Regions from separate parts of the Homo sapiens genome. Here region 1 is linked to region 2. A link is a loop called in an ENCODE intact Hi-C map of the cell type or tissue named here. Cell type or tissue: upper lobe of right lung. All regions are shown on one strand.

Region 1 (2,500 bases), 120 kb after region 2:
CATTCCGAGGCTCCTGGTGGCTGTGTCTTTTGGGGACGCACTCGGGCCTGCTGTGAGGGATCGAGGCGTTTCCACCAGGGTCTCCAGGGAGGCACCATGGCCACTCACCCTGCACTGCCAGTACCTTGCATGGGGCTGGCATATAGGAAGACTTGCAAGCTTTTCTTGAACTGCAGTTGAGCTGAGAATGTTCCAGGACACAGAGCCCAAAGACTCGGGAGACCTGAGTGTAACCCTGCCTCCCCTTGCTCCTCAGGGCAGCTCCTCCCACAGGGCCAGGCCAGGGGCTTGGACTGTGGCTGATGGCTCCACCATCCAGGCAGTTTGTTTCCCAGGTGGGGTAACAGGCTGGAGGCAAGTGGATCTGCTGCTTTGTTCTGGTGGACAGCAGAGCCGTGGGTGTGCGAGGCCAGGCCCTGTCTCGAGGTGGCTCTTCTGTCCCTGCTCCCTGGCTGTGGGTGATGGGATGCGTGTGACGGGGAGAGCAGGCTTGGGTCACAGGGCCAAGGGGCTGGTCCCAGATGGAGCCCAGGCCACATGCTTGGGAAAGCGGGTGGTCCTGGGTGAGCCTGTCTGGCAGGAGGGTGAGGTCCTGTCTGGAGTAGACACCCGGTCTGTGTCCGCCGCACATGTGACAGGGCCCAGAGGGCACGGGAAGCCCAGGTGCCCTGTCCCCTGGTGAGTGGGCTGTGGGGGTTGAGCACCCCAAGGGAAGGCGTGTTCTTCCAGAGATTCCCCCGTAAGAGCTGAGCTGCATCGTGAGCAGGAGGGGCAGAGGGAGCCTGGAGAGGGTTGGGTCGCCTGGGCAGGCAGCTTTCTGGGGTGGTGCACAAGCGACAGAAAGCCTGAGGCTTGGGACCGGCTGAAGACGGCCTTGGGCTGCGGGTGCTGGCGCCGCTCCAGGCAGAGGTGGGCTCTGCAGCCCCCCCCCCCCCGCCAGCTTCCCCCCCAGCAGCAAGAGCCCTGGCCCCAGCCAGTGGCCCCAAGCCAGGCTCCTGAGGGGCAGAGGGTGAGGGCCGGATTTTCCACCATATTTGTCTCACAGCCTGTCTGGTCCCAGCCCCAGGGCAACAAACAGCCTTTCTGGAGCAGTTTCCAGACCTGCAGTGGCCGCCTTGAGCCTGCAGTGACCGTCTGCAGGAGGCCGCGGGTGCTGGGGCTGGCGCAGGAAAGCACCGTTGCTTCTGCGCCTGTGCAGAGTGAGGCTGGGGCTTCCATCCCGGGCACGGGACTCCTCGGCCTCCTGCGGCCGTGTGCATGGGAGGAAGGCCGTGCTGCCGAGCCACGCGACTCTGCCCCGTTGGCAGTGGGAAGCGGCAGGAGGGGGTCCTGCCAGGGGCAGCCAGGGGCTGCTGCAGCTTACGCTCACTGTCATTCTGAAACCCTCAACTGGCTTTCAAAATAACAATTTAAAAAATGGTCATAGGAAATGCAGGAAGTTCAGGAGAAATCCCGCCCCGCCCCGCCCTCCCAAGGCGGCCTCGTTCAAGCTTAGTCTCCGTCTGTTCTCGGGCTGCCTGCAGCTGCCCCCGCTCCTCAGCAGGTGTGGCCGCGTGTTCAGGAGCCCCCATCAGCACACGCGCCTCTGGGCAGCCCCCAACACAAGGCTCTTCCTGTCCCTTCAGGCTCAGCTTTCCCCTCCCACCGGGCAGGGAGGTGCTGAGGCCACGCCTGTTGTCAGCTTCCTGGAGAGGCCATACTTAGAGCCCATGGTGCCAGGCCAAGCCACTGTCTCCCGCACCACAGTGCTGCAGCCGGATCCACCCAGGCCACCGCTTGGCACCATCAGACATGCTTTCTTAGTTTGGGCCAGCCCGGTGCTCTGTGCACAGTGTGACTCCCAGTGGCCCCTTGCGGGAGGGAGGGTCACCGCTTTGCTTCACAAAAGGACTGAGTCTCAGGGAGGGGTCTCCAGTAAGGGCCCCGGAGCCAGGATGTGACTGAGACAGGTGCCTCCAGGGCCACACACTAACCAGTACAGGAACCTCTGGGGGCAGAATCATGGCCTCCAAAACACCCACATCCAAATCCCAGAACAAACATGTTACCATTCGTGGCAGAGAGGAATGAAGATTGCAGATTGAATTAAGGTTGTTAATCATCTGACTTAATTTTTTTAGAGACAGGGTCTCGCCCTGTCACCCAGGCTGAGTTCAGTGGTACAGTCGTGGCTCACTGCAGCCTCAACCTCTCAGGCTCAAGCAATCCTCCCTTCTCAGTCTCCTGAGTAGCTGGGACTACGGGTGTGTGCCACCACGCTTTCCGGGCATGCAGCCAGGAGCCCAGGGCCATCTGTGGCCCACCTTGAGATCCAGAATCATCCATTTCCTCCAGGCCCCCTGCTGGGCTCCAACTCCTTGAGGACCAGAGAGCAGAGGTTGTGGAAGGCCTTGGAAACGGGTCTGGATTACCTGTCCTGGGAAGGTCTCTCCCAACCTGAGTGTCAGACAGGGGTTAGCTCTGCTGCTCACAATTTTGTGCCTTAATTCCTGGCTTCCCT
Region 2 (2,500 bases):
TAGAGCTACCCCGAGGGACAGTGTGGGGCGACTGATGGGCACCAAAGGAAAGCCTTCCCGGTGCTCCCTGGGCCCCAGCAGCTGTGGCCCGTGGCCAGCAAGACCTGGTCCCACAGCGATGGGCTTTCTGGTGCAGCCCGGACCACACTCCCATGTCCTAGGACAGCCCTAGAGCGGTCAGTCAGCCTCATCCTTGCCCGTCAGTATGACAGCCTGGGACAGGGGACCAGTTCTGAGGACTTCACCTCATTCATCTTTTTAATGAAAAAGACAACCAACTACAATGTCTCTCTGGACATTGGGTGACAGCTGTGGACAATCACAGAATCTGTGTGCTGGACACAGCCCCTATCACATGGTCCCGAGAGAAAACAGCACACACACAACGGGGTGGCTTCAGGAGGGTTTATTCATGTTGGGGAGGGAGCAGGTGAGCCACAGGGGCGGTGCAAGAGCCCTGTGCCAGTCAGGGCCGGGCTGCAGCCGCCCACAGGACAGACCAGGGAAGGAGAGATTGTCGGAACCCAGAAGGAGGGAGAGGCTGGACTCGGCCAGCTCCAGGCAGCTCACAAAGAAGCCGGGAAAGTAAAGACGAGGCCCTCGCTCTCCCTTCCTCCTCGACCTCCTGCTGGGGGCCCCCGCTGGCCAAAGCCAACCACCAAGTGAGGGGCACGGGGGTGCTGTGGCTGTGGTCCATGCCAGCCGGACTCCTGGGGCCCAGGGAGGGGTGAAGCCAGGTGGTCAGTGGAGCTGGAGGACAGAGAAGACACTGAGGACACCGAGTCCATCGGCCAACACACCTCGCAAGGTGGTGGCACTGGCGGCAGTCACAGCAACACAAGAATGAACCTCCCTGATGACCGTGTCAGGGCCTGGAATACTCTAGGGAAAATGAGGAGGAAAGGACTGAGGAAGAACAAGAAATGAGGGAAAAGAACAAGAAAGCAGGCAGGTGTCGTGAGGAAGCCAGGGCAAAGACGGACACAAGGGGGCGACCGCGAGCACTGCAACCGGCCTGTCCCACAGGGAGGCCTCGGGGCTGCAAACAAGGGAGCCCATGCACGCAACGCCCTGCAGACCACGAGCGCTGCACCTGCCCCACATGGAGGCCTCAGCGCCTGCCCCACACGGAGGCCTCAGCGCCTGCCCCACACGGAGCGCTGCACCTGCGCCTGCCCCACACGGAGGCCTCAGCGCCTGCCCCACACGGAGGCCTCAGCGCCTGCCCCACACGGAGGCCTCAGCATCTGCCCCACACGGAGCGCTGCACCTGCGCCTGCCCCACACGGAGGCCTCAGCGCCTGCCCCACACGGAGGCCTCAGCGCCTGCCCCACACGGAGCGCTGCACCTGCGCCTGCCCCACACGGAGGCCTCGGGGCTACAAACAAGGGAGCCCATGCACGCAACGCCCTGCAGACCACGAGCGCTGCACCTGCCCCACACGGAGGCCTCAGCGCCTGCCCCACACGGAGCGCTGCACCTGCGCCTGCCCCACCCGGAGGCCTCGGGGCTACAAACAAGGGAGCCCATGCACGCAACGCCCTGCAGACCACGAGCGCTGCACCTGCCCCACACGGAGGCCTCAGCGCCTGCCCCACACGGAGGCCTCAGCGCCTGCCCCACACGGAGGCCTCAGCGCCTGCCCCACACGGAGGCCTCAGCGCCTGCCCCACACGGAGGCCTCAGCATCTGCCCCACACGGAGCGCTGCACCTGCGCCTGCCCCACACGGAGGCCTCAGCGCCTGCCCCACACGGAGGCCTCAGCGCCTGCCCCACACGGAGCGCTGCACCTGCGCCTGCCCCACACGGAGGCCTCAGGGCTGCAAACAAGCGAGCCCGTGCGTGGCGCTACAGACCACAAGGGGCACGTGCAGCTCGGCTTCCAGGTGAGGAAGAGACGGATCCTGGATCAGCATCAGTGAGGGGAGAACTAACTAAACACTTCCACGAGGCCTGCCATAAAATCACAGCCCAGTCCCAGTTCCGGGTGCACTGGGCGGGCTGTGCGGACCCCCACCCTGTGTGGACTCACCGTCTCTGCTGCTCCATCAGAGCCTGCTTCTCCTGGAGCTCTCGGAGCGCCGCCGCTCGGCTCTCTTCCAGTCTTTTTGCTCGGATCGCCATTTGGTACGGTGACAAGAGGTCGGGTAAGATGCTCCTGGAGGAGGCTGTCTTCCTTCTAAAATTACAGAGTGTTTTTAGCTGAATGTTTAACAAAACCCTGTGACGGTAATTCATACAACATGTGAAATGTAAAAGGAGGGCCTGTGGATCATCCGCTCATCTGAACAATTAGCACGACTAGAAGCTGCAGTCACCCCAGAGTCCAGTCTTGACTGTTGATTTCAGGACACGTAATGAAGATGTGTGGATGGCAGCAGGACACTGTCCCAACGCGCCCACTGCCAGCCAGCTACTTTCCCGGGACGCTTGACAGTCGGCTTGGGAAATGCACCTGAAGGACGTGCAGCCTCGGCAGCTGCACCCGACCTGCTTGA

The links. Peaks named below come from ENCODE experiments on the same cell type or tissue, not always from the same donor. Only the 100,000 strongest peaks of a DNase experiment are listed, where the experiment ranks them.
Region 1: a loop joins it to region 2, with 5 times the contacts of the local background. A loop is called at or near these places in 103 of 110 quality-filtered maps.

Annotation. Positions count from the first base shown.
Region 1 is chr10:132,229,115-132,231,614 of GRCh38, reverse strand. The region is part of intron 2 of STK32C (serine/threonine kinase 32C); the gene reads left to right. Among named protein-coding and RNA genes, the nearest start is that of DPYSL4, 43 kb to the right of the region's middle. RefSeq lists an enhancer at 1,283-1,362. In upper lobe of right lung, no CTCF peak of the experiment used is centred here; DNase peaks (open chromatin) are centred at 1,221 and 1,637; H3K4me3 peaks cover 704 bases; H3K27ac peaks cover 1,032 bases.
Region 2 is chr10:132,351,288-132,353,787 of GRCh38, reverse strand. LRRC27 (leucine rich repeat containing 27) reads right to left here. Exons shown (of 11, transcript NM_030626.3): 7 at 2,035-2,181. Among named protein-coding and RNA genes, the nearest start is that of LRRC27, 20 kb to the right of the region's middle. RefSeq lists an enhancer at 143-1,105. In upper lobe of right lung, a CTCF peak has its summit at 972 (motif pointing right); DNase peaks (open chromatin) are centred at 607 and 1,007.